3 separate regions of the Homo sapiens genome follow, and all the other regions are linked to region 1. Evidence: chromatin contacts called from ENCODE Hi-C or POLR2A ChIA-PET data. All regions are on one chromosome and are shown on one strand. Each heading gives the region's core, a stretch centred on a gene start or an enhancer-like site at or near the end of the contact. The rest is flanking DNA. Distances are from core to core; before and after follow the strand shown. Region 1 holds the start of FGF7 (fibroblast growth factor 7). Region 2 overlaps ATP8B4 (ATPase phospholipid transporting 8B4 (putative)). Region 3 holds the start of SHC4 (SHC adaptor protein 4).

Evidence for each region. Hi-C counts contacts between places; a loop is a spot of excess contacts on that map. ChIA-PET counts read pairs that join two places held with the same protein, here RNA polymerase II (POLR2A). Pooled maps may share reads with other maps.
Region 2: a loop to region 1 is called in a map of IMR-90, with 11 times the contacts of the local background. The contact joins the enhancer-like site here to the promoter of FGF7 in region 1. A Hi-C loop is called at or near these places in 6 of 168 maps with a recorded cell type or tissue (IMR-90, MCF 10A, esophagus muscularis mucosa and 3 more) and 11 of 50 pooled maps. POLR2A ChIA-PET finds 5 or more read pairs at or near these places in 2 of 52 experiments (AG04450 and activated T-cell).
Region 3: a loop to region 1 is called in a map of mammary epithelial cell, with 11 times the contacts of the local background. The contact joins the promoter of SHC4 here to the promoter of FGF7 in region 1. A Hi-C loop is called at or near these places in 2 of 168 maps with a recorded cell type or tissue (K562 and mammary epithelial cell), 2 of 37 single-sample maps with no recorded cell type and 10 of 50 pooled maps.

Annotation. Positions count from the first base shown.
Region 1 is chr15:49,421,728-49,424,588 of GRCh38, reverse strand. FGF7 (fibroblast growth factor 7) reads right to left here and starts at 1,347. Exons shown (of 4, transcript NM_002009.4): 1 at 1,149-1,347; 2 at 6-557. The coding sequence starts at 291. The region is part of intron 11 of FAM227B (family with sequence similarity 227 member B); the gene reads left to right.
Region 2 is chr15:49,901,491-49,904,351 of GRCh38, reverse strand. The region is part of intron 20 of ATP8B4 (ATPase phospholipid transporting 8B4 (putative)); the gene reads left to right. Among named protein-coding and RNA genes, the nearest start is that of ATP8B4, 220 kb to the left of the region's middle. Within about 2 kb of position 1,456, at least 4 of the 41 ENCODE cell types and tissues checked have a DNase peak (open chromatin) inside an H3K27ac peak, as active enhancers do; they include IMR-90, where a contact is called at or near this core.
Region 3 is chr15:48,962,535-48,965,395 of GRCh38, reverse strand. It overlaps SHC4 (SHC adaptor protein 4), which reads left to right and starts at 1,477. Exons shown (of 12, transcript NM_203349.4): 1 at 1,477-2,861. The coding sequence starts at 2,381. RefSeq lists enhancers at 1,999-2,500, 2,501-2,861.

The sequences.
Region 1 (2,861 bases), core at 98-2,597:
CTTACTGTAATTATTCTTCATCTCTTGGGTCCCTTTTACTTTGCCTCTTTTATCGATCCTCAGGTACCACTGTGTTCGACAGAAGAGTCTTCTCACTCTTATATCCCCTCCTTCCATGTAATCATAACTTCTTGTGTGTCGCTCAGGGCTGGAACAGTTCACATTTGTAGCCATTTGCTCTGGAGTCATGTCATTGCAAGCTAAAGATATAGTACCCACTAGACAGATAATGTGAAAGCATGATCTGTAGAGCAAAGTTGGCAGGATCCATGTCAGTATCCATTTGTGCATTATAGTGTAGTGCTCCGGGTGTTCATGAATAACATAATGAAAATGAATCTTGAGTTGATTGTTACTCCTAGGTCATTGACCTCTTCCTATCTGTGAATTGTAGATTGATTTAAGAAAGAGTAGTTGCTCTTTCCAAATTGTTAGCCTTATCCTTTTAGTTCCTGATAACAACACAGGATTCCTCCTTAAATAACTCTGTTGATAAATCCTCATAAAAACAGTTCGTAGTAAGTTCAGTTGCTGTGACGCTGTTTGCTATTTGACTTCTGTTTGCAATGAGAGATTAAGAATAGGGAGGGGAGGAGAGAGGAAGATAAAAAATTGTATGTGTAAATTTTAGTGGGTAAGTAGTAGCATTAGAATACAGTATAGGTTATTCTTTGAAGATACATTTAAAACAGCCTTCACAGAGGATGTCAAAATCTTTACCACTTTATGTGTAGATTTATAAAATTTATGCATGAGTAGAGACAAAACAGAATATGACTGTACCATTCATTCCAATTGCTATTTTGTGAGAACCATACTGCACTCAGAACTATTGATTTAAATTAAGTTTTTACAATTACTGCTAACAAAGTGTAACTGCTTTCTCCCTAGACTTCTTTATTATATGCTTTTACATTTGTGGTTAATCAATTATTTTCTCCTGAACTGCCCAGGTTTTTTAAGTTAAATGTCAGGATTGCTCTGGAGAACTTCAACCTTATCTTTATGTTCTACAGCATAATTACTATAGTTACATGGCTCAAAAATCTTGTAACTTTACTTTCCTGCTCAGTACTAAAATCAGAAAAAGAGATAAACTTTTAGAAAACATTCAGCATTGTTTTAAAAGACAAATAACAGTAACTTACTTGTTTTGTTGCTAACAGCTGGATATATAAGAATTCCATGTCTGTTGTCTGCCTGGTGCAACTTGAGCCTTTCTACTGTAGCTACAAACTATTTCTCAGCTGAAAAGTTCTCCAGCAGAATCATAATTGTTTCCATAAATCAACAGGCAGAAGGATTTTCTCTCTGTGTGTGAGCGCGTGTGTGCTTGTGTGTGTGTGTGAGCCTTTTATTCAGGGCTTTTCGATAAATACCTTTGCTGACCTCATTGGAAGCAATTAAAACTTAGCCAGTGAGCTGTTAGTTGAATACAACAGCGAGAATAAAAGGAGGCTTGTATAGTATTCAATGGTCATGAGAGGGAGCTATGAACATGTTTTATGCTTAAATCTACAAGTGGGTACCTACTTTGTAGAAACAGATCTCTGGTTCTGAAGCAGTTAGAAGGGGAAAGGGAATTTTTTAAACCTTCTTTGCAATATAGCAGTTGTATTATACTTGGAAAATTATTCATTTGAACATATATATAGGGTTTTTTAATACTTAGAAAATCTTTTCCATAGCTTTATGATACATGCATTTCTTCAATTACTTCTTTGTGCTCAGAATGTTAGAACAAAACTGGTATGTGTTAACTAACATATGAGTGCCTTAAAGCACTGTGTAGATAAGTTGAATATTATCACATCATACAGAGACAATTCATTGAATATGAATATAAGTACAATTTTTATGTATTATATTCCTAGGCTGAAAGTGAGAAGATCTAGATTCTTATTTGTGTTGGACCACTAATGACCAGTATGACTTCGGGCAAGTTACCTGCTGTTCCAGAGTCTCAGCTGCTACATTTGTAAAATTGGTGTATTGGTCTAATGCCTCTATGGTGCTTTACAATTCTGTGATCTGTGACTTATACTCACTACTAATATAAGGAACAGGGCACCTACTTTTAAAAGCTGTTATTCTTTAAAAAGGAGGAAATGGTTTCACATTGATTATCAGTGTTTGATTTTTGCCTCAATAAGAATATTGGAACAATAAATGTTAATTTAGAGATGGAATTATAATATGTATTGCTAAGGTAAATAAGTGAAAGCTATTTTACTTTCCAGCATGAGTTCTCTCCTTTACTTCCTGTTCTGTTATACATGAAGTAGTGCTCAAGTGTTGTATTAGATTCTTGGTGTAGAATAATTGTGTTGTCTATCTAAATCAGTATTAAGAAAGTATATTAAAATTATCTTTTTCATGTTATATACTCCTCAAAACACACACGCGTGCACGCGCGCGCGCGCGCACACACACACACACACACTCTCTCTCTCTCTCTCTCTCTCTCTATGTGAAATGCACTACTTTACCACCAGGTGGTGCATGTAGACCAAATAGGAAAAGGAAATTAAATCTACTCAACTGGATTATAGTTTATGTGATTTCTCTTTGTATCTGTCCCTTTAGGGAACAGAATGAAGAGCACAGAATAGTTCAGATGTACCCAGTTACTCTTCATATGCCAAATGTTGAATGTTCCACATTTATTAAAGCAGAGGGGGACAGACTCTTTGATCATTGCATCTGTTGAAAGCTAGAAAGCTGAAAACATCCTATCATGTATTCTCTAAAAGGAGGAAGAGAAGGAGGAAAGAAAATATAATGTTATTGTGTTCTGAATCACACTCCGCTAGTTTGGGAGGTAACAATAATGAGCAGGCTCAGAATTCCTAGGACTTAGA
Region 2 (2,861 bases), core at 207-2,706, 480 kb before region 1:
GGTTCAGTGGTTGAACATCTTAAAGGTCTCTCAGGTAGGGTAGTAAGGAATGGAACTGGGAATTCAAATCAAAATTTCATGTACTTTCTCCCTTTCTCTACTGTTGGCAGGGTAGTGCTGTCCCTTAAAACTGTCCCTCCAGCACTGTGTCTTAGTCCAACCTAGAGGCAGTCTGTGGCTGACTCTATGTGTAAACCAGCTTGGTGCAGTAGACCAAGAACTGTGAATATGAAGACGTAGGTTCCAGCCATGGATCTGTCGCTGGCTAATCAAGTGGCTAGAGGTCAGATAACTCAACTGTGGAAACAAACATAAGATGTCAGAGGCAGTCTGAACCCAGGTTTCCAGGTTCCAAGCTCAAAGCTCCAGCTTTCATATCAAAGTCCAGATTTTCTTCTTTTAAACAGGATGTCATGGTTTCAATCCATTTCCAACAGATCGATTTTTTTTTTTTTTTGAGACGGAGTTTTGCTCTTGTTGCCCAGGCTGGAGTGCAATGGCGCCATCTTGGCTCACTGCAACCTCCGCCTCCCAGGTTCAAGTGATTCTCCTGCCTCAGCCTCCCGAGTAGCTAGGATTACAGGCATGTGCCACCAAGCCTAGCTAATTTTGTATTTTTGGTAGAGATGGGGGTTTCTCTATGTTGTTCAGGCTGGTCTTGAACTCCTGACCTCAGGTGATCTGCCCGCCTCAGCCTCCCCAAATGCTGGGATTACAGGCATGAACCACTGTGCCTGGCCACAACAGATCAATTTAACCTTTCAATATAGAGTGCCTTAAGAGGACTGACTAAACGACTCTTTTTTCCAACCATCCTCTTTTCTTCTTTATAGGTTGTATGCAAGCCAGTATGTGCCTAACTATGCTTTGCTGTGCTTGTAGTGACATGGGGCTGTGAATGCCACAGTTGCCTCAACTGTTAATGCGATTCTGCATGCCAAGAATTGTAATAAACTGCCCTTCATTACGCAGCTTGGAAAAAACAGGCACTCTTTTGTTTTAGCATTTGTTATTTGTATTATGTGGTTAAGCATTGTGTGTACGCTTCAAAAATGTATAGCTCATAGTCATTGAAGGGAGTTATGTGTAGCTTTTTCCCTTCCTAATAAATCGTTTTTGTGAGAACCAGCTGGTGTTTGAAGAGCTAAATTCCAGGAAGAAAAAGAAATGACAGCTACAGAGCGTGGGCAAAGGTCTAAAAATATGAAAGCCCAATCTGGCCAAGAGACGTTGGCCTGTACAGAGAAAGTGCAGTGACAATTTCAGCAGAGCCAGAAAAACTGTCCCTTTTCTGCCTGGAAAAGGGTTCATGTGAGATGTTAGGAAGACAGTTTAAGGAGAAAAAAATCCTAAGTAAATAGAATTTCAGCCAATACTTTCATGAACTTCACCCTTCTTTGGAATGTTTTTACTCTCTAAGGGGAAAACAGATTGAGTCATTTATACAGCGAGTGAGAACTTTACTCAAAAGGAGTACTCAGGAGATGTTTTCCCTGTGGTGCTTTCTGAAGTCACAATTTATGAGCTCTGCAACATTGTCAGAGAAATGTTCATTTCCAAGGAACTTGTCTCCCTTGCTTTCTTTATTATTTGGCACTGTACATTTTCATGACTGTGAGGAGGATTCCCTGACATAGTTATCTGATGGGAAAGTCTGATCCTCTCACTTACAACAATGATTTTTCATGTCTGTTCTACTTCCCTCTCCCCTTTGTAACTCCCTAAATTTCACACATAGCACTCTGACTTTATACATCTTTTTCTTTGATTCTGCAAACTGATTGTTAAATGTGTGATATGATTCTTGGAACCATGTGACCTCTGGGTTCCTAAATGCAGATGTGATTTTGGTCTTGGACAGCAGAAGGAGATATTGAGCTAGAAGTTAATGTATCTTTTTGTATCATTTTTATTTTTAAACTTAGTATGTAAACAATTGGTGTTACATTTTCAAATAATTAGACAGCTGAGGGCTAAAACAGTTGTTTTGGTAAGTGGACATTCTCTTCTTTCAGAGGAGCCTCAGCATAAAACCATTTTAATAAATATTTTCTACACAGGATGAGTAATTTCATTTCGCCAAAAGACACAATATTCACTTTCTGGTCTTCTCTCACTCTCCATGTTCTCCTGAGTGCTCATTTTGTAAATGCCAGTTATGACCCATGCTGGATAGTTCTCTGGTCGTGGTTGAAGCTTCTGTAGGTTTGTCAGCTTGCCTTATGTTACTTCAAAGCCTGCACTCAACTGTTCTTGAAGAGGAATTTCCCTTCCTTTAAGGGCATCATCTTTCCATTTTGGAGAGAACAGTAGAATGCCACTTCTAAGTGTGCTATGTCACCATACAATCTTCCTCTTAGATGGCAGAGATGCATGGGATGTGAGCAGGATTGCTTTATAGCTACTGCTAATTAGATCTAGAGCATTTGGAGGGCGTTTCCATTTGGAACAACCCTCTATATTTTGGTGTCTAGTTTTTTTCCTAGAAGATTTATTCTATTTTTTAAGCTGAATACAATTTTTGCTTAAAATGTTCTATCCTATTATAATGGCTATGCCAATTCAGTAAGTACCATCATTTTTCTTCTTGTTAAATTTTTTTTAAAAAATATGTTTCTCAGAGGACTATTTTAAGCTGGATCGTATTACATTGTACCTCAAATTGATGAATTTATTTTATATATAGATGTCCTGGAATTCCTAGAAGATTTCATCAATTGTCTTTAGTCTTGTGCTTTCCATTATTTAACAGCATGCCTGCCAGATAGTGGTTCTTAAGCCCTTGAAGCTCAGACAGTCTTAAGTACCAAATCTATCAAGATCCCCTAGTTCAAACACAGCTCAAGATGGTGATTTAGCTT
Region 3 (2,861 bases), core at 228-2,727, 460 kb after region 1:
TTAGCTTCTCCCACTTTGTACTAATTTTTCTTTTTAGTTGCCTAGAATGATGTAAACTCTGCAGTGTGAGGGTTAAGAATATGAGCTTCAAGGGGAGGTAGCTCTGGTTCCAATGGCCATTTTTTCATACTGCCCACATGTACTTAGTGAGATGGGCACTGTATGGAGCATTGGGCCTCGTAAGCCCTCATAACAACCCCATTAGATGGCTGCTGCCAACATATGAGGACATTCAGGCACGGAGAGGTAAAGTAACTTTCTAAAGGGAGCATATAATGAGGTCATCATAGCATAACAGAAGCAACACAGGGACCCAGGGACCCAGGGGAAGGCAGGAAAAATGAGAGGAAGAAAGCAGATGAGGAATGAGGAGGAATGAGAGGTAAATATTCTTGCCCAGAGCCTGTCTCCTCAGCCCCAGGGATGTGGGGTCCAACTGATTTAGCTACTTCCCTCAGTTTTGCCAGGAGGAGATGTAGGGCAGGGAAAAGGAGGTCAACAAGGATTGAAGGGAAGATTTATGAAGATGCAGAAAGGCCTTTCCAGGGAAAGAAATGTCTGAACAGGCTTGGCAGACAGGATGTGATGGGTGCTTTATTTCCCTGGGGGACCAGGGAGCTTGGGAGGAGGATGCCGCTTTCACTGGTCACTCTCAACCATTTAATTCAGAACCTGTGTTTGGATCCCAAGGGAGCTCAGGCTCCCAAAGTCATGAATATACATAAGCCTAATCCAGCATTAGGGACAATAAGATAATGAAGGTGGCACCCTTAATTCCTTTGGTTGCCAGTTTGTCTTAATTTTTTAATTAATGAACAATTTCAGATGTCAAAGCCTTGAGACACGGAGTAATGCAATCTTTTCTGAGAGTTCTTTATCTCTTCCTATGTGTGATTTCCACCCCACCCCGACACCCCACACCCCCAGTGTTTCAGCAGTTTCCTCTTCTCCATTCCTGAAGAACCTGCATTTCCTTTTCCCAGCTCTGGTTTTGGCTTCCTGTGTGCTAAGCCTTTGCAGTTGTCATCATGTCTTCAGGATGCATTTGATAGGTACAGGAAGTCGCACCAGACGGAAGATGGAACCAACAATCAATAAAAAAAGAACTATGTTTCTAAGAAAAATGCATCATGGCTTCCCACAGGAGTTGTGAACCATATGTCCTAATATCCCTGTAACAATGGGTCTAATTTTTAGCTCTTCTGCTCTGCCCTCCCGGCCATCTCAACAAGAAAGAAAATAGATCTTTTAACCTGCTGCTCCCCGGCTAATGATCTGTAGTAAAGATTGCCTTTCCTTTTAACTCATTCATCAGATACCACAAAATAAAATACGTCCCTCCTCTCCCGCTAGCTTTATTTCTCTCGGCTACTAGTTTAGTATATTTATGGTGTATGAGTCATCAAGCTGCCTCCTGATTGGATAAAAACCAAGCACCTCTGAGACCGTCAGTCAATTACAGCTATTCTCAGCTTCATTCACAGATTTATTAGCTTGCACACACACAGAGAAATTCATTCGGCAAAGTTCATTCATAAAAATTTCAACACGCTGCGTATCATCCTGCACATCTCAGCTTTCGGCTGCAAATGGGCTTCTGAAAAAAGCTCCGAGAGGAATCCAGGAGGGAGGGAAGCTCTGAGCGAGGGTAGGCAGGCTGGGAGGGGATCTGAGGAACACGGACCCATCACAAGTCAGTGAAACAATGCGGAGCAGCGCCCGTCAGTAGTACTCCTGGCTGGTGGCCCAGAACGGGATGCAAGACAAGATCTTCCAAGAGAGGGCAGCCTTTGGAATCAACGAACCCAGGCAAAAGGGCCTTTGGTTCATAGATACATTTTTTTTTCCTTTTTAAATGAACAATCACTGGAACAAATAAAGGGTTAATAGGCCAGTCATTTGCCCCGCCCTGTGAGAGCCGAAGGGAGCAGGTTCGAAAGTTCCTGTGTGCAGAACAGAAGGCTGGGGTGAGGGTGGGAGTCGGGTGCTAAATATTTCTACTAGGCTCCTGCAAGGCTAGTGATGCAGCGGGCCCCCCGACCGGCGCTCGCCCGGGTTCTGCGCCTAAGAGTTGGCCGTGAGCGACCCGCGCCGCCGGGAGCCTGGGTCTAGGCTCTCCCGACAAGGATTCCAAGGCGAGAACACTGGTGCCTCTGCCTGGGCCAGGGAGAGACTGAAATCAGAGCAGGGGAGGCGTTTCCCCCATGGGCTGTCACCCTTAAGGGGCCGGGAGCCGAGGTGGGCGAGCTCGAGAGCAGAGTTGGAGAGGTGGCTGCTGTGAGTTGCATCGGGCGTTGAGGTATCTGATGTCTGCACCGTTTATCTACCAGACGACGAGGCGATTTATGCAACAGTATCCTGTTTCAGCACTGCCAAGGCTATGCGAGAACGCGGCCAGGACAGCCTGGCAGGACTCGTGCTGTATGTAGGACTCTTCGGGCACCCCGGGATGCTGCACAGGGCCAAGTACAGCCGCTTTCGGAACGAGTCGATCACGTCCTTGGACGAAGGTAGCTCCGGAGGCTCGGTCGGGAACAAGGGCTCGCCGCAGCCTCCCCACCCCGCCCTGGCACCTCACCTGCCGACTGAAGATGCCACCTTGCCGTCGCAGGAGAGCCCCACCCCACTGTGCACCTTGATCCCCCGCATGGCAAGCATGAAGCTGGCCAACCCGGCCACTTTGCTGAGTCTGAAAAACTTTTGCCTGGGTACCAAAGAGGTGCCTCGGCTGAAGCTCCAGGAAAGCCGGGACCCAGGTTCCAGCGGCCCCTCTTCCCCAGAAACCAGTTTAAGTAGGTCCGGGACTGCACCTCCACCGCAGCAGGACCTGGTGGGACACAGGGCAACCGCCCTAACCCCTG